Regions from separate parts of the Homo sapiens genome. Here regions 1 and 3 are each linked to region 2. A link is a loop called in an ENCODE intact Hi-C map of the cell type or tissue named here. Cell type or tissue: B cell. All regions are shown on one strand. Each heading gives the region's core, and the rest is flanking DNA. Links, peaks and the distances in the headings are about the cores only.

Region 1 (5,761 bases), core at 211-5,210, 220 kb after region 2:
CCCTCCAGCCTGGGTGACAAGAGAGGACGACGTGTTAGATCACTTTCAAATCCACACCAAGTGGAGACTCTGCTGGATGGGCGGAGCGCAGGCTGGCTCCAGGCCTTCCTGTTCCTGGCTCCGCCACCACCGGGCACGCTCAATTTCTTCCCCTCACATTCACCCAGAATGGGTCTATGTCCAGCCTGGTGGGGACCCTGCCTGGGCTGGGGGCTTGTCTCCCCACCAAAGAGGAGATATAGCAGGTACAGGCACCAGCACATGGCGGGGCTCAGAATATCCCCGCTGGATTGAATATGTGACTTCAGTCCATAGAATGAGAGGCTCCTGGCCGGGCGCAGTGGCTCATGCCTGTAATCCCAGCACTTTCGGAGGCTGACGTGGGCAGATCACGAGATCAAGAGATCAAGACCATCCTGGCCAACATGGTGAAACCCTGTCTCTACTAAAAATACAAAAATACAAAAATTAGCTGGGTGTGGTGACACGCGCCTGTAGTCCCAGCTACTCGGGAGGCTGAGGCAGGAGAATCACTTGAACCCAGGAGGCGGAGGTTGCACTGAGCCAAGATGGCGCCACTGCACTCCAGCCTGGGAGACAGAGGGAGACTCTGTCTCAAAAAAAAAAAAAAAAGAATGAGAGGCTCCTGGCCCAGCCTCACCTGCTGATTAGCGGGATGTAGAGGCTTTCTAGTGCTGGCTTCAGATCTTGTCACTCCACTGTCACCTTTGTTGTCTCCAGTGCCCACCTCTAAACTATTGTATTAAAATTATAGAATAACATGTTTTTAAATCAGCTTGCTTTTTTTTTACTTGAACAATTTTATTATTTTATTTTTGAAACTGAGTCTCACTCTGTCACCCAGGTTGGAGTGCAACGGCGCGATCTCAGCTCACTGCAACCTCTGCCTCCCAGGTTCAAGCGATTCTCATGCCTCAGCCTCCTAAATAGCTAGGATTACATGTGTGTGCCACCACGCCCAGCTCATTTTTGTATTTTTAGTACAGATGGGGTTTCACTATGTTGACCAGGCTGGTCTCGAAATCCTGACCTCAAGTGATCCGCCCGCCTTGGCCTCCCAAAGTGCTGGGATTACAGGCGCGAGCCACTGTGCCTGGAACAATTTTATTTTAAAAGGAAACTTCCTATCCCTACATAAGTGGAAACCAGTATCAACTTGCCACATATGGAAGGTAAAAGTGAAAAGAAATAGAATGAAGTCAAACAAGGAGTTTCTATTCTAGCCAGGTACTCCTGCTGGTCAGTGCTGGGCCCAAGGCCCAGGACCTGCCTCTCTGACTTTTGTTTTGGTTTCATTTGTTTTTTTTAGGGGGACAGGGTCTCACTCTTGCCCAGGCTGGAGTGCAGTGGTGCGATCTTGGCTCACTGCAACCTCAAACCCCCGAGCTCAAGCAGTCCTCCCAATTCAGCCTCCCAAGTAGCTGGGACCACAGGCACACACCATCATGCCGGGCTAATTTTTGTATTTTTTGTAAAGAGGTTTTCACCATGTTGCCCAGGCTGGTCTGTAATTCCTGGGCTCTAGTGATCTGTCACCTCGGCCTCCTGAAGTGCTGGGATTACAGGACCACAGCCAACCTCTGCCTCTCCATTGACGAGGTTGATAAGGTGGTGTAGACGGCTAGCACTCGATGGAGACCTCCTGACCCCATCAAAGGGAAGGGGAAAACACAGGAAGCTCTCCCACTGTGTGGTCAGGGCTAGTACCAGCTCTGTCCCTGGGCCTTGACAGGGCCTGGAGACACCTTTGGGAGGAGCAGTTCCAGCCCAAACTCCTGCAAGGGAGGGATGGAGAGGGGAGAGGCTGAACACAACCCACCTGGAACCCGGGGCTGGGCCCGATGCTTTGAATACCAACTTAATCTTCACAACAGCCTGTGAAGGGTGTGTGTATGCACGCGCGCGTGTGTGTGTGTACACCAATTTCTTGCTGAGAAAAAGGAGGCTCAGAGAGGTTAAGGCATTCGCTGGAGTCCACAGCAACCAAGCCGCTGGAACCCCTCCGCCGGGTTCCGAGGCCCTCGCTGTTCTCAGGCCAGCGCAGAATTGGTCCCAGGGCTGGACTCCTCCAGGTGGGGCGCCCGGAGCACTCCCGACCACCTGCTCCAAGGACACTGCCTCCTGGAAGCGTCCCTGGTTTCCCTTCGGAGGTGAACTCGTTCAGGGCACTTCTCGGAGTCGCAGTCTCAGGTGGCCAGGGCAGGCCTTCTCCCTATGGGTGCTCCCCACGTCCGCCCTGGGCTTGGCAATGAGAAGCAGCCCCGCCCCGCGTGACCAGGACCCGCCTGCAGCGCCCGCGGCGGCCACACGGGGGCAGCAGGCGAGCGCCGCCCGAATTCCCGGGTCCCAGCCTGGGCTGGACCGGAGGGCACTGGCGGGTTGCCTCGCCCCAAGAGCCTCAGTTTCTCTGTCTATATAATGGACTAGGCTGTCTGCCAGGGCCTTTTTGGTCCTAGCAATCTGACCCCAAGCGAGCTTTATTAACAAATAGAAAAAAGAAGACATAAAAACAAACAGCCGGGCGCGGTGGCTCATTCCTGTAATCCCAGCACTTTGGGAGGCCGAGGCGGGCGGATCACCTGAGATCGGGAGTTCGAGACCAGCCTGACCAACATGGAGAAACCCCGTTTCTACTAAAAATACAAAATTAGCCAGGCGTGGTGGCACATGCCTGCAATCCCAGCTACTCGAGAGGCTGAGGCAGGAGAATGTTTGAACCTGGGAGATGGAGGTTGCAGTGAGCCGAGATTGTGCCATTGCACTCCAGCCTGGGCAACAAGAGCAAACTGTGTCTCAAAATAAAATAAAATAATAAAAATAAATAAATAAATAAAACAAATGCAAAGGGGTGTTTGCTGAGTGTCCCTGATGGGTCCCACAGAAAAGTCCAGGCCCAGGTGGAGACCAAGAGCCAGGAGAGCACCACGAGTCCCCTGAGGTCACACCTGACTCCCAGCCCAACTCTGGGCCAGTGGAAACCCTCATGTCCAGATGGGGAAACTGAGGCCCAAATGGTATGGGGACTTGCCCAAGCCCTCAAATGGAGGACAGGGCAGAGCTGAGCCTGGGACTCTCACCCAAGTGGTCTCCGGGGGCCTCCCTCTAAGTCTAAGGACTTAGCAACCCCTTCGCTCACGTTTTTTGGATTTTTTTTTAAGGCAGAGTCTCTCTGTTGCCCAGGCTGGAGTGCAGTGGCACGATCTTGGCTCACTGCAACCTCTGCCTCCCGGGTTCAAATGATTCTCCTGCCTCAGCCTCCCGAGTGGCTGGGACTACAGGTGCCCACCACCATGCCCGGCTAATTTTTGTATTTTGAGTAGAGATGGGGTTTCGCCATGTTGGCCAGGCTGGTCTCGAACTCCTGACCTCATGATCTGCCTGCCTCAGCCTCCCAAAGTGCTGGGATTACAGGTGTGAGCCACCGCGCCCAGCCTGTTTTTTGGATGTCTAATGGAACCAGAACTGGCGGTCCCTTCTGTTTATGGACCCGTGCACACAGCAGGAAGGAGAGGCTCCAGAGGCCCTGGACTCGGGGGACAACCCTCGCTTCATCACCTCCTGAGGGTCCACCGCAGCCAGCCCTGGGCCTTCTGCCCCTTTCACTCCAAGATCTCTGGGCTGACCTTCATCAGCCCCTTCCACCCGCCTCAGGAGGTAGGGACAAGGCTGGGGGTGGCCTTTGCAGACCCTGAGAATGAATATTGTCCTGCATACACAGCCCAGTGGCCACGAGAGGCCGACGAAGATACTGAAGGTCACAGAGGGCCAGAGGCGGGGCCAGGGCTTGAGCCACCCTCTCTCCAGGCCCGTCTATACCATTGGGCTGCCCCCTTCAGACCTCCGGGCAGGAAAAGAAGGTAGAGGGGATATTCACTGAGCCCCCGCCTCGAGCCTGGGCCCGACCTGGGGTGTTTGCCTTACTGGCCGCTCCAGCCAGTGTGAGAGGCTGCACTATCATGCACCCCACTGACAGGTGAGGAAGGCGCTGTGACCACCAGAGGAGTGAGCAGACTGGAATTTGAGCCCAGGTCTGCTCAGCTCCTACACCCGGCACTGAGCTTCCGGTCTGACCTGGCTCTTGGGCAGGGGCCCTGCAGGCCGCCTCCCTATGTGGCCCCAGAGTCCAGAGAGCAGCAAGGAGAGTAGGTTTCTACGGTGACCTGGGCAAATGAAGACACTAACCTGTGCCTCAGTTTCCCCAGCCCTTCCCACTCACAGCAAAAAAAGAAACGAGGGCCCTTCAGCCCACCCAGGTCCCATGTTCCAGTGCTGATGTTGGGGACAGCCTGGGGCCCAGCCTCAGGAAGGCTGTGTGAACAGCTTCCTCAGCTGGGAAGTGAGGGCAAGACTGGGAAGGCCCTACAGCCACTGGATCTGGGGCCATGTTGGGGGGCCAGTGAAGGGGGCACCCCAGGCTAGTCTTCCAGGAGCTCCCTGGTTGGGGGGACAAGGAAGGACACAGGCAGGGACAACCAGGGCCACACTCAGGGCCATTGTGAGGGACAGGGATGGGGCTGTTGCCATCGTAGTGACAGAGCTGTGGTATGCTCCTGCCACCTTGCATTCCAGCCCAGGCTGCTCCCATCTTTGGCAGAGGGTGGGAAAACACATGATCCTGCCTTCCAGAGACTGTACTGGTCAGAGAAAGACATCAGCAGGAGAGCCAGAGATTCCTCCTCCTCTCCATCATCACCATCACCATTATTCTCATCACCATCACCGTCACCGTCATCATCATCATCACCATCATGGACTTCAAAGAAGTTCAAAGAATTTCCTCCTCTGGCCAGAGTGAATCCTGTTCTGTGGAAGCAGGAGGCTGGGTGGGAAGCCCTGTGGAGGCTCCACCCGTGTTTGGGTTCTGGGCAGGGATCTGGGGACAGGGGAGGCCTAATGCTTATTGCAGAAATTCTCTGCCTGGGAAGTCAGGATCACTCCTTGGAGGAGGCAGCCTGTCCTCTGAGCTTTCAGGAAAGGAACTGGTTGTGTGGTTCCCTGTAAGCTCTGGAGATGGGGCGGGCAGTAGGGGGAGGAGCACAGCAGTGTGGATGTATTAATACTTAGTGCTGGCCGGGTGCGGTGGCTTACGCCTGTAATTCCAGCAGTTTAGGAGGCCAAGGCAGGCAGATCACCTGAGGTCAGGAGTTCAACACCAGCTGAGGCAGGAGAATCGCTTGAACCCAGGAAGCAGAGGTTGCAGTGAGCCAAGATCACGACATTGCACTCCAGCCCTCCAGCCCAGGCAACAAGAGTGAAACTCCGTTCCCCCCCGCAAAAAAAAAAACTTAGTGCCACAGAACCTACGCTTAAAACCAGCTAAAATGACAAATCTTATATGATAGGTATTTTACCGCAATTTTAAAAATTATTTCCTGGCCAGGTATGGTGGCTCACATGTATAATCCCAGCCCTTTGGTGGCCATGGTGGGAGGATCCCCTGAGGCTAGGAGCTTGAGACCCGCCTGGGGAACATAGTGAGACCCCGTCTCAACAAAAATTTTTTAAAAATTAGCCAGGTGTGGGCCGGGCACAGTGGCTCACGCCTGTAATCCTAGCACTTTGGGAGGCCGAGGTGGGCGGATCACGAGGTCAGGAGATCGAGACCATCCTGGCTAACACGGGGAAACCCCGTCTCTACTAAAAATACAAAAAATTAGCCGGGCATGGTGGCGGGCGCCCGTAATCCCAGCTACTCGGGAGGCTGAGGCAGGAGAATGGCGTGAACCTGGGAGGTGGAGCT
Region 2 (7,762 bases), core at 1,666-6,665:
TCTCCTGCCTCAGCCTCCTGAGTAACTGATTACAGGCGCCCACCATCACGCCTGGCTAATTTTTGCATTTTTAGTAGAGATGGGGTTTCACCCTGTTAGCCAGGATGGTCTCGATCTCCTGACCTTGTGATCCACCCGCCTCAGCCTCCCAAAGTGCTGGGATTACAGGCATGAGCCACCATGCCCGGCCTTTTTTTTTTTTTTTTGAGATGGACTCTTGGCTCACTGCAACCTCCACCTCATGGGTTCAAGCGATTCTCCTGCCTCAGCCTCCCGAGTAGCTGGGACTACAAATACACGCCATTGCACCCAACAATAAGTCAAGTTTTTGCCCTGACATTTCATTTATCTAGAACCTGGATAGATTTTTCTAGAACTTGCATGGAGTCTGATTTTTTTCTCAGAACAGTACTCAAGTAGGTGAACAGAAATTGGTAGTATGTGAGCAAAAACAGGACATTTAGCCACCTGGCTGTGGTATATTGGATTATAGTTAAATAAACAATATTTATGAAATTTAAAAGGTGCAAGAGAAGAAAACGTGATTTAAAAAAAAAGCAAGGACAGACTAAGACTGAAGTGAGTATCAACTGTCAATCACAACACTTAGAATGACCTGTTTATGCCTTTTTCTTCCTTGTACTACTGAAAGCAAGATAGGTCACCAGCAGCTCTACTGGAGCCACCCAAGAAAATGTGGCCAGTGTTGGTGCTTTTGTCACGTCTGCTCAAACCAGCAAGGTCTGATTCAGAAATATGGCCTCAGCCGGGTGCGGTGGCTCACGCCTGTAATCCCAGCACTTTGGGAGGCTGAGGCGGGCAGATTACTTGAGGTCAAGAGTTCCAAACCAGCCTGGCTAACATGGCGAAACCCTGTCTCTACTAAAAATACAGAAATTAGCCGGCATGGTGGCAGGCCCCTGTAATCCCAGCTACTCAGGAGGTTGAGGCAGGAGAATCACTTGAACCCAGAAGGTGGAGGTTGCAGTGAGCTGAGATGGCACCACTGCACTCCAGCCTGGGCAACAGAGCGAGACTCCATCTCAAAAAAAAAAAAAAAAAGAAAAGAAAACGAAAAGAAAAGAAAAGGAAATATGGCCTTAATGTGTGCTGCCAGTCAGTACGCGAAGGATATAGGTTTCATTAAGTTGGACTAAGTGATCTTCCTTGAATAGATTATCCAGGGCATCCACTCAATGAAAGAAAAAATCTTTTTACATAAAATAAAAATTTAAAATTTTTTTTTTGAGACGGAGTCTCACTCTGTCATCCAGGCTGGAGTGCAGTGGCGCGATCTCGGCTCACTGCAACCTCCGACTCCCTGGTTCAAGCGATTCTCCTGCCTCAGCCTCCCGAATAGCTGGGATGACAGCCACGCTCCACGACACCCAGCTAATTTTTGTATTTTTAGTAGAGACGGGGTTTCACCATGTTGGCCAGGATGGTCTCGAACTCCTGACCTCGTGATCCGCCTGCCTTGGCCTCCTGAAGTGCTGGGATTCCATGCGTGAGCTACTGCAACTGGCCTAAAACAATTTTTTTAAAGGAACAACCTGTTTATCGGTCTGCCTCTCCCAAGCACTGTTGCTTTCCACAGCAGAGACTTAGTCACCTTTCTATCTGTGTGCTTAGCACAGTGCACACTATTTTTCCCTTAATGCATTTTTCACAATTCTGCTTATATAGTTCTTTGTATAAAATCTATCTTTCCTACTAGACTGTAAGCTCTGTGACAGCTATGAAATAACCAACTCTTTCTCTGCTGGTAAATGGAAACTAGAAAATGGAAACTAGTACAACCAAATATTTCCATGAGCTTTAAATATTTATCAATAGCCTTAAAATTGTCCACAGCCTTTCAATCAATGATTATAAATCCAGAAATCTACCCTAAGAAAAGTGATCCTCAGCCGGGTGCAGTGGCTCATGCTTGTAATCCCAGCACTTTGGGAGGCCAATGTGAGAGGATTGCTTGAGCCCAGGAGTTCAAGACCAGCCTTGGCAACGTAGCGAGACCCCATCTCTATTTTTTTATTATAAATAAATAAAAGTAATCCTAAAAAACAAACAATGCAAAAAGATGCTGACACTAATTAGTAATGTCCAATAACAGGGAATTTGTTAATAATACATTCAATGGAATATTATGCAATCATTTAAAATTATGCTTAAGACATGGAAAAATGCTTATTAGGTGACTGAAAAGTAGGATCAGAAATAAACAGATATGCGGCCAGGTGTGGTGGCTCACACCTGTAAACCCAGCACTTTGGGAGGCCGAGGTGGGCAGATCACGAGGTCAGGAGATCAAGACCATCCTGGCCAACATGGTGAAACCCTGTCTCTACAAAAAATACAAAAATTAGCTGGATGTGGTGGCATGTGCCTGTAATCCCAGCTACTCAGGAGGCTGAGTCAGGAGAATCGCTTGAACGAGGGAGTCAGAGGTTGCAGTGAACTGAGATCACGCTACTGCACTCCAGGCTGGTGACAGAGTGAGACTCTGCCTCAAAAAAAAAAAAAAGAAAGAAAGAAGTAGATATGCAAAAATATATACAACTTTTGCCTTTTATTTTTGCTAATCAATGCTTTGAATAAAGATGGGAACTTTGGTTTTTTATTTTTTGGTTCATAATCCTACAGATTTTTTTTCTTTCCAGTAAATCTATACTAAACCCCTTTAGGTTAATGCAAATCCACACACTGCAGAATTAGTATCTTTCAGAATATTCCCTCTGCTGAGGCAAGAAACACAGTATTTGAAATGTCTATATAAACTAGAAGTGTAAGAAAAAAAGCATGACAAGATTGATGGAACTAGAATACTGAGAAAAAAAGAGAAAGTTTGGCGAATGTAAGAGGTGTTTTACTAGTCATTCATTCTACAAATAAGTATTGAGCTCCAGCTAAATGCACTCTCTTAAGTTAGTACTGGTTCCCTCTTATTACCTGACTAATGAATTACTCATGGGTGTCAGCCTCTAAATGCCATGTTCCCCACTTACCCACAAACTGAATAAGATGTCCCTCCCATGTGTTCCTATGGTACCCCGTATTCCTTCTTGTAACTGGAGGTGAATAATGTAAGACCCTAGGTTAAAATTTTAATCGACTCTTTACAAACAGCAGTCATTTTAAACCTTTATGTAGCCAGGGGAAGAGCCACTAAGAGGTACAGGTCTCAGCAATAGGCTACAAGTACCTTATTCTTAAAGGGAAATTATTTGAAATTGGAGATAAAGAAATGGAACACTGCTGGATGCAGTGGCTCACGCCTGTAAGCCCAGCACTCTGGGAGGCTGAGATGGGAGGATCACTTGAGCCCAGAAGTTTGAGACCAGGGCAACATGGTGAAATCACATCTCTACAAAAAAAATACCAAAAAATTAGCTGGGTGTGGTGGCTTGTGCCTGTAGTGCCAGCTACTCAGGAGGCTGAGGTGGGAGGATCGCTTGAGCCCGGGAGATTGAGGCTGCTGTGAGCCAAGATCTTACTTACCACTGTACTCTAGCCTGGGTGACAGAGGGAGACCCTGACTCAAAAACAAAAAGCAAAACAAAACAAACAAATATTTTTAAGGGGAATTCTACCCAGTGAAATTTGTACGTGATGAGCCTTCATTCTTTAGTTCTCTACTAAAGCATTTCTCAAATTCAAGCTCTTGAAATTTCAAGAATATGTATCAGCAAGCATCACTTTGTAGAAGCCCAACTATACGCGCTGGAATCCTGTGCCTCTATTTGGTTATAAGGTGACTGTCCACGGAGGGGCAGTAAAGTGTAATAGTTTAAAATTCAGGTCTTAACTATAATCCCACTGCCTATTTTTTTATTTCTAAAAATATCATAAAAAGACACAAAATTTTAAAATTGTGTAGAGAAATTGTGGACTTCCTGAAGGATTTGAAAAATTAGGCAAGCTATATTATCCAGTTAATAATTGACACAAAAGCTCTGGTTTGCCATGTTCTATATTGTGGATAGGAAAGTACCATTTTGCCATGCAGGATATATTTTTTTAAATATAAGCATACTTAACAATCTTTCATGGCTTCTGAGTTTTGTAGCATACTTAAAAAGATGTTTCTTATTACAAAGTAATTTTAAATATCCCATATTTTCTTCTAGTACTTTTATTATTTTATTGTTCAGATTTAATTTTTTGATCTGTCTGGAATTTATTTTGGTATAATGTGTAAAGTGTGGTTCCAATTTTATTTTTCTTCCAGATGGTTACCTAGTTGTTCTAACACTATTCACTGAATTCATCATTTCTCCACTGATGTGAAATGCCACCTTCATGATATTCAGAGTTTTTGTATGATACGAAAGACAATTTTTTTGGTTCCGATTTTAGTGGAAAGTCTTCATGTGCACTTTTTAACTGTCCTAGAGTTTGTTGTTGTTTTAAATATCTTAAAAGTTGTCTCTAACCATCGATATGATACCCAGATAAGATTTTTCTCCTCCCTTCATGAATTTGTCATTACCCAGCTCATTTTAGTTTTTTTAAGTGTACTGCACACAACCTTCAAATATTATGAACATTTCTCTCTCCCAGCTGTCACTACACCAAACTACATATGTTATATTTCCCTAAATCATCTTGCTGTGCTCTTTGCAGCTCTTCTGTAGACTGTTGATGTCTTCACCTAACGAGTTGCTCAAAAGTTCCCATAATTATTTAGGTGAGGCCTCAGAGCGAAAGCCTTTCACCACTATCCAGTTCCTCCCCCAAATGGGCATTCATCTCCATATAACAAGGACGACTGTGTTTGGGGGAAAATAACAGATTTGGAAGCACAATGGCAGTTATTTGTTGGCTCTTAAAACAATCCACCTGTTGGGGGGGTGCGTCCTACACAAAATGCCAACTGCTATTGTGGGAATGTTTTGCTATTTATTCCACCAAAATGATTCAGACAGAAAAAACAAAAAGGATCGCCCTGTACTAGGTCTTGAACCCAAAGAACTGTTTGCACAGAGATTCATCCAAGATACATCACAGCCTCCACCTCGGCAGCTGCTCTCTCAAATGTTTCCTGACTCTCCCCAAGTCAGTCTCCGCGTGAGGGGAGGAGGAGGATGCTGCCAGCGATGGCGCTGCTGGCACGAAGGCTGGCCTGCGACTTCTATTTAAAAGCTGAACCAAAATATACTTGGCGTCTGTGGTCTATTTAAAACTTCAAGTTAAGACAGAGAAAAAATTACTCTCCATCCTGAATGGGCCTCGGGTGTCTCAATCACAGACAAGAGTGGCAAATGGTGAGAGTCAGAAAGTGGGAAATTAGGAACGCTGAGGGAGCACGGCCAAACTCTGAAGCCAGCATGAAAACCTGGAGGTGAAAAGAGAAGCCATGGGCAGCGGGGGCGGGGGGAAACGGGCCCGGATTCGACCTTCTAAGCCAAGGCTCCATCTGCAACCCTCGCGACCAAGACCTATCGCCAAAGTCAGCCACCTCTGCTCATCGCCCCTCCCCCGACTCAAGGCTACCTCCTCAGAACCCCGCCTCAGGGTCTTCTCCCGGACTTTAGCGAGGTGCTCAGCTCGAGGGACGCCCCAGCTCAACGGTCTCCCTTCAAGGCCCCGCTCCTCAGCGCGCTCCTTCCACAGCGCCCCTCCCTCCCTCCCTCCGTCATCCCAGCTCGCCACCCGCTGGGGCTCCTCTTCGTTTTCCGCGCCTCAGCCCTCGCCCCGCCCCCTCGCCCTGAGCCCCCTCCAGGCCACGCCCTCTGGTCCCCCCACCTGTGAGCCCGCTCGTTCCCCGCCCTTCGGTCTTCGCCCCGCCCCCATTGCTCCCCGCCCCTCGTCGCCCTCTGTAGGCCTGCTCCCTCCCCGCCCTTCCACCCTCACCCTGCGCCCCGCCCCGGCCCCTTGGTCCTCGCCCCGCCCTCCTCGTTTGGCGCCAAACCCTGTGGTCAACGGCGCGCGGGTCTCCAGGCTCCGTGTTCTAGGCCCGAGTTAGAATCCTGTCAGCTGAGGAGGTCGGGCGGGGCAGAGGGGCTTCACCTTGAAAATCTCGGGGAGACTGTGGGTACGAGGGGGGTAAGTGGCAAAAACGAACAGCGTGCGAAGACTCTGAGGGGACGCTCGTTTTGAGAAGGCGCGCTTCCCTTTCTCGCTCCTTTTTTGGGGTCCCTGGGCTAGTGACTTTGAGCGTTCCGCTCCGACCTTTGGGGAGGAATTTTAGTGATCTTGAGGGATTTCCAACCTCATTTTCAATCGAATCGGACCTGAGTCTAGGAGAGCCCGCCTCATCCTCCTGACCAGGGAATCCGGTGTCAGGAAAATGTCCGGCGGCCGCAGGGGGTCTGCCCAGGCCTCCTGCTGAGGGAGGCGTCGAGGGCGACCCGACCGCGCTGCTGCCCCCACCAGAGGGGACAGCTGGGTCGTCTTAAACCGGGGGATTGGGGAGCCCTACTTTCAATCCAACGGTTCAGTCTATCAACGGCTCCTTGAGAGATGGGGGACAATCTTTTCATTTCATCACGGGGAGAAGAAATGAATGCTGTTTTTCTCTTCGATGGGGACAGTAAATGTGGAATTGGGGTACTCATAGCTAGCCATCTGAAGGACAGTGTCCCCGAAGATCCCATCCGAACGGTCTCGGTTGCCTTCCATCCTTTGCCGTTTGAGGTGCTGGGTGGTAGGACCCTGCTCCTGCCTTAGTATTAATGGTTCGTTCCCTTTGTTCTAGGGTCCAACCCCTGACTTTGGTATCAAATGAGGAAATGGAATCGACCAAGAAAAATGATGATTTGGACCGCATTTTATTGTAATAAATAAACACAATCACGCCTTGTGGATTCCTGAGATTTCTTTTTGAGTCTACAATGTTAAAAACTTTAACTGCTTATCAGCCTTAATATAATATTATGATCCACCAATTTTTTTTTTTTTTTTTGAGACTGAGTCTCGCACTGTCGCCCAGGCTGGAGTGCAGTGGCATGATCTCGGCTCAGTGCAACCTCCGCCTCCCAGGTTCAAGCGATTCTCCTGCCTCAGCCTCCCAAGTAGGTGGGATTACGGGCGCCCACCACCACGCCCGGCTAATTTTTTTGTATTTTTAGTAGAGACGGGGATTGGCCAGGCTGGTCTCGAACTCCTGACCTCGTGATCTGCCTGTCTCGGCCTCCCAAAGTGCTGGGATTACAGGCATGAGCCTCCACACCCGGACCACCATATTTTTAAATCTTAAAAAAATCATGAAACTAGTAAATACTGTGAAAGAAAGTATAGCTAATGTTCTATGAAACAAAAAGGTGGATGTTACAGGAGTACCCATTCATAATCAGCAGGCAGGAAGGCATTCATCATAGATGAGAAAAATAGAATCCATTTATTGAGGACAAAGTTGGAGGTGTCAGGGAGGACACAAGGAAGAATGATATAATGTCAAGGTTCCTAGAGTATTGTTGTTAAACATAAACAAGAAAGGTTAAAAGCAATATGCAATTCTAAATAACATTCAAGGCAGTAATAAAGTCATGATTAGCTGTGCAATGGAAACCAGATGATAAGTGATCACTGTTGGGGAAAGAGAAGAAACTAAATAAGCACCCCCCAATTTGCCCCTCAGGCATCTGTGTGCATGTGGGGACACACACACACATGCACACACACACACACACACACAAGAAATAATGTCACATGTCTCGCAGAAAGAAGATAGGCTGGCCTCATCTTTCCAAGCTAAATGCTTCTCTTACTGTCCTTCTAGTCCTTGTTGACTTTGAAATGAAATCAGAGGCCCCTGGACAAA
Region 3 (5,761 bases), core at 211-5,210, 200 kb after region 2:
TTTGTAGCAACCCTACATTGAGCAAGTCTCCTGGTTTTATTTTTCCAACAGCGTGTTTTCACTTTGTGTCTCTGTCACATTTTAATAATTCTTGCAATATTCCAAACTTTTTATTATCATATCTGTTATGGTGATCTGTGATCAGTGATCTTTGATGTTACTATTGTAATTGTTTTGGGGCAACACGAACCATGTCCATATTAAGATGACAAGCCTAATCAATGACATGTTTGTTCTGACTGCTCCACTGACTAGCCATTCCCCCATCTCTCTCCTTCTCCTTGGGCCTCCCTATTCCCTGAGACACAACAATATTGAAAGTAGGCCATTTAATAAGCCTATGATGGTCTCTGAGTGTCCTAGTGAAAGGAAGAGTCACATGTCTCTCACTTTAAACCAAAAGCTAGAAATGATTGTGAGGAAGGCTAGACTTCTTGCACCAGTTCAGCCAAGTTGTGAATGTAAAACAAAAACAAAAACAAAAACAAAACAGAAAAGCCAAAAAACTTCTTGAAGAAAATTAAGACTGCTACTCCAGTGAACATACAAATGTTGAGAAAGCAAAACAGTCTGATTGCTAATATGGAGAATGTTTTAGTGGTCTGGATAAAGGATCAAACCAGCCACAGCATTCCCTTAAGCCAAAGCCTAATCCAGGACAAGGCCCTCACTCCCTTTGATTCAATGAAGCCTGGGAGAGGTAAGGAAGCTGCAGAAGAAAAGCTTGAAGCTAAAAGTTTGGTTCATGAGGTTTAAGGAAAGAAGCCATCTCCATCACATAAAAGTGCAAGGTAAACAGCAAGTGCCGTTGCAGAAGCAGCAGCAAGTTATCCAGAAGATCTAGCTGAGATAATTGATGAAGGTGGCCAAACTAAACAACACATTTTCAATGTAGACAAGATAGCCTTTTATTGGAAGAAGATGCCATCTAGGACTTTCATATTTAGAGAGGAGAAGTCAACGCATGGTTTGACATCTTCAAAGCACAGGCCAATTCTCTTGTTAGGGGCTAATGAAGCTGGTGACTTTTAAGTTGAAGCCAACAATCATTGACTATTCTGAAAATCCTGGGGCCCTTACGAATTATGCTAAATCAAGCAAGATGGGTGACTAGAGATGCCTGGTGCTCATCTCCCCTACAAGAAAGAATTGAGGCAAGAAATACACATCTAAGATTTGATTAGAATATCAAAGGGATAGTCCTGGAGTGCAGCAAAGGAGTGGAGACACACCTGTGGTGACTGGAAGTTGCCACAGCATGGAAGCACTCAGCCTGTGCAGCCCCTTCTGCCCCATCTGGATTGAATTGGCCCAGAGACAGGAGAGACTTCTCATTGCAGGGTGAAGGTAGGCAGAAGATCCCTGTCACCCCACTGCCATCACAAACACAAAGTCTTTACAACAGGAGAATCTCACAGTCTTTGCAAGCCCTCAGGCCAGTTTGGAGTATTGCCAAGAATTGACACAGCTGCATGTCCTGGACTAGGAGTACAAGGTGAAGACTTCCCACCCCCAGAGACTTAAGCTGCAGCAGCACAGCACCATCTTGAGACCAGAGTCATCTCTTGAGTGTGCCCTCCTCTGGGGGCAGTAGCCACTGTGCCTCTCCAGCACTGGAGCTTTATCTTCAGTACACCAAGCCCACATGGGTGGGTTAAAGCCACAATCCCAGCTGTGTGGAGGTTGGTCCCAGGACTGGCTGTAACTCAAGTAATGCATGCAGGGAAATCAACCCCCACCACCACACTTCCAGACAGAGGAATAATCTGCAGTCCCATCCAGGGTAAATTCACTCTTAAGACAGCCAAACCACTACATGCCCTCTCCCAAGTGGGAGAGGCCCCTAAGCCTCTGAGCAGCTGATACACCCCCAGGTCAACAGAGTGACTATGAGCCCATGCTCAGGACCTGAGAAACAGCCTTGCAGGCCCCATCCACCACAGACATGCTCCTGGCCTGCCCAGGAGCCCTCTGCCTTTAATAAGGGCCTGAGAAACAGTCCCACAGGCTGCCCCCAGCAGGCACACCACCGAGTGGGCCTTGCACCTGTCTCTCAGACCTGAGAGACAAGCAGCTGTGTATGCCCAAGTCTCAGGGCCAAGAAACAACCCTGGGAGCTTACTCTGGCCAGCAGACTGTCAGGCCAGCTAAGCAGCCACATACCTATGTCCCAGCTTGAGGAACAGCCCTTTAGGCCACCCCCGACAGAAACACTCCCAGGCCAACTAAGCAGCTGTGCGACCTTGCATGAGCCTGAGAAATAGTCCTGTATCCATTCCCAGCAGATGCACCTCCAGACCAGCCAATCAGCCATGAATGTCCATGTCCTGGACCTAAGAAAGAGCTCCATGGGCTACTCCCAGAAGACATGCCCTTAGGCCAGCCGAGCAGCCTCGTGTCCACATCCTGGCTCATAGAAGCAGTCCCCTGGGCTTCCCCTGGCAGGCACCACCCAGGCCAGCTGAGCAGCAGTGTGCCCACATCCTGAGCTAGAATAGCTCTATGGACTACCCCCAGCAGACACACATCCGGGACAGCTGAGAAGTCATTTGACTGTATCCCAGGCCTGAGAAACCCCCTTCTTGGCCAGCCCTGGCAAAGATATTTTCAGTCCAGCTTAGCAGCTATGCAGCTATATATTTGGCCCATGAGTTTCCCCCCAGCAGACTGGCCACAGGCCAGATGAGCAGCTGTGTACCCACATACCAGGTATGGGAAACAGCCCTTCAGGCCACTCCTGGAGTGCATTCTTCCAGGCCAGGCAAACAGCTGTGTGCCTGCATCCTGGGCCTGAGAAACTGTCCTGCAAAGCACATCTGGCAGTCATGCCCTGGTTGAGCAGCTGCATCCCCATGCTCCTGGCTAGAGTGACAGCACCATGGCCAGCCGCATAAAGCCATACTCCAAGTTTTCTGACCCACTGTGTGCCTGCACACACCCCTACCCTGCGAAACAGCCCAGTGAGCCCACCCCTGGCAAGGCTGCACCACCATCACTACAAACTTCCTTAACCTAGGCCACTGAGTAACTTGCAAATGTTACTAGTGTGGATCACAGCTGAATAAACTACATGGAGACTACACTTACTGCATCCATGTAGAACCAAGGCCAGTATACCCCAATGAACAGACATCCAAGACCCATTCATACAAATAAATTCATACAAGTAAACCTACTCCATAAAATTGGAAAAGGTGACTTTTTCACCAGATGCATAGAAATCAATTTAGAAACACAGCAACCGTGAAAATGCAAGAAAACATGTCACCTACAAAGGGAAATAGTAATTATCCAGTAATAGAACCCAATCATAAACATATGAAATGGCAGAAAAAAGAATAATCTTAAGGAAACTCAGTGAGATGTAAGGTAATACAGATAGACAAGTCAATGAAATCAGGAAAACATGATTTGAAAGAGAAATTTACTAAAGATACAGATATCATAAAAATAACCAAACAGAAGCCCTAAGAGCTAAACAGTTCAATGGATGAAATGAAAAAATACAATCAATGGCTTTACAGACAAGAATAAGCAGAAGAAATAATTTCTGAACTTGAAGACAAGTCTTTTGAAATAACAGGCAGGCAAAAAAGGATAAAAAAGAATGAAAAAAGCCTACAGGATTTATGGGACACCATTAATTTGATCAAATATTCATATTATGGGCATTCCAGAAGGAAAAGTGTAGAGAAAATATGAGGAAAACATATTTAATAAAATAGCATGAAACTTCCTAACTCTTGAGAGAAAGCTAGACATCTAGTTCCAGGAAGATCAAAGAACCCCAGATACATTCAACCCAGACATTATAGTCAAATTGTGAAAAATCAAAGACAAAGATATTTTAAAATAGCAAGAGAAAAGTAACACACTTATAATGGAATCCCCATTAGACTAACAGCTGATTTCCCAGCAGAAACCTTAGGCTAGAAGAGAATGGGATGATATATTCGAAGTTCTGAAAGAAAAAAAATCTTTCGGCCAAGAATATTATACCCAGCACAGCTATCCGTTACAAATGAAGACATAAAATCTGTCACAGATAAACAAAAACCAAGATAATTCATCACCACTAGACCAGCGTTACAAGAAATGCCCAAGGGAGTTTTACATCTGGAAGTAAAAAGATGATAACCACCATCATGAAAACATGCAAAACTTTAAAAGTCACTGTTAGAGTCAATACATAAAGGAGAAAGAGAAAGGAATGAAACCTTATCACTACAGAAAACTACCCAACTTCAAAAGTAAACAGGAAGAAAGGAATAAAACATATACAAAACAACCAGAAAACAATAAAACGTTGGAAGTAACTCCTCACCTACCAATAATAACTTTGAATGTTAATAGATTAAATACCCCATGAAGGATATAGACTTACTGAGTGGATTAAAAAATAAGATCCAACTATATTTTATCTAAAAGAAACTCACTTTACTGGTAAAGAAACACATAGACTGATAATGAAGGGATGGAAAAAGATATTCTGTGCAAATGGAAGCCAAAAGTGAGCAGGAATAGCTATACTTGTATCAGACAAAACAGAGTTCAAGTTAAAAACCATAAAAATTGACAAACAAGATTATTATGTAATAATAAAGGATTCAGTTCAGCAAGAAATATAATTGTAATATGTGTATAATTGTAAATATGTATGCACTCAAACACCAGATCACCTAGATATATAAAGCGAATATTACTGGATCTAAAGAGGGAGATAGACCCCATTACAATAAGAGTTGGGCACTTCGTATCCCACTCTCAGCATTGGACAAATCATCTAGACAGAAAATCAACAAAGAAACATCAGACTTAAACTCCACCATAGACCAAATGGACATAAATAACAAACATATACAGAACATCTCACCTAACAGCTGCAGAATACACATTCTTTTCTTCAGCACATGAAACATTATCCAAGATAGACCGTATGTTAGGCTACAAAACAAGTCTCAACAAATTCTATCAGGTATCTCATCTTACCACGATGAAATAAAACTAGACATTCATAACAAGAGGAACATTCAAAACTATACAGACATATGGAAATTAAACAACATGCCCTTGAGTTACAATGAGTGAAGAAAGAAATTAAGAATGAAATTTAAGAATTCCTTGAAACAAATGTAACTAGAAACACAATATACCAAAACGGGACAGAGCAGAAGCAGTTATTAAGAAGTATGTTTTTAGCTTCAACCATGTCCCTACAAAGGACATGAACTCATCATTTTTTCAGCAAACTATCGCAAGGACAAAACACCAAACATCACATGTTCTCACTCATAGGTGGGAATTGAACAATGAGAACACTTGGACACAGGAAGGGGGACATCACACACTGGGGCCTGTTGTTGAGTAGGGGGAGGGGGGAGGGATAGCATTAGGAGATAAAACTAATGTAAATGACGAGTTAATGGGCGCAGCACACCAACATGGCACATGTATACATATGTAACAAACCTGCACATTGTGCACATGTACCCTAGAACTTAAAGTATAAAAAAAAAAAGAAGTATGTTTTTAGCAATAAATGCCTGGATCAAAAAAACTAGAAAACTTTCAAATAAACCACTGAACAATTCTACCTCAAGAAACTAGAATATTAAGAACCAACCAACCCCCAAATTATTAAAAGGAAATAAATAATGAAGACCAAACAGAAATAAACAAATTTGAGGCAAAAATTACAAAAGGTTAACAACAAAAAGCAGGTTTAAAAAATATCAACAAACCATTAGCTAGACTAATTAAG

What was found. A loop is a pair of places that touch in the nucleus more often than their neighbours do. Peaks named below come from ENCODE experiments on the same cell type or tissue, not always from the same donor. Only the 100,000 strongest peaks of a DNase experiment are listed, where the experiment ranks them.
Region 1: a loop joins it to region 2, with 7 times the contacts of the local background. A loop is called at or near these places in 9 of 110 quality-filtered maps.
Region 3: it touches region 2 in a loop (8-fold over the local background); 2 of 110 quality-filtered maps call a loop at or near these places.

Annotation. Positions count from the first base shown.
Region 1 is chr22:38,349,886-38,355,646 of GRCh38, reverse strand. All of the region lies in intron 4 of TPTEP2-CSNK1E (TPTEP2-CSNK1E readthrough), which reads left to right. It also overlaps the pseudogene TPTEP2. Among named protein-coding and RNA genes, the nearest start is that of CSNK1E, 35 kb to the right of the region's middle. RefSeq lists a silencer at 2,206-2,445. In B cell, for the core only: CTCF peaks have their summits at 2,122 and 2,326 (motif pointing right); a DNase peak (open chromatin) is centred at 2,316; H3K27ac peaks cover 900 bases.
Region 2 is chr22:38,568,326-38,576,087 of GRCh38, reverse strand. DMC1 (DNA meiotic recombinase 1) reads left to right here and starts at 5,905. Exons shown (of 14, transcript NM_007068.4): 1 at 5,905-6,045. LOC105373031 (a long non-coding RNA gene) reads right to left here and starts at 5,588. Exons shown (of 2, transcript NR_134627.1): 1 at 5,494-5,588; 2 at 4,730-5,335. It also overlaps the pseudogene RPS29P31. RefSeq lists enhancers at 5,170-5,219, 4,806-5,316 and a silencer at 5,620-5,909. In B cell, for the core only: CTCF peaks have their summits at 3,582 and 3,788; DNase peaks (open chromatin) are centred at 3,747 and 5,767; H3K4me3 peaks cover 1,803 bases; H3K27ac peaks cover 355 bases.
Region 3 is chr22:38,371,046-38,376,806 of GRCh38, reverse strand. All of the region lies in intron 3 of TPTEP2-CSNK1E (TPTEP2-CSNK1E readthrough), which reads left to right. It also overlaps the pseudogene TPTEP2. Among named protein-coding and RNA genes, the nearest start is that of TPTEP2-CSNK1E, 25 kb to the left of the region's middle. In B cell, for the core only: no CTCF peak of the experiment used is centred there; DNase peaks (open chromatin) are centred at 2,206 and 2,578; H3K27ac peaks cover 4,898 bases.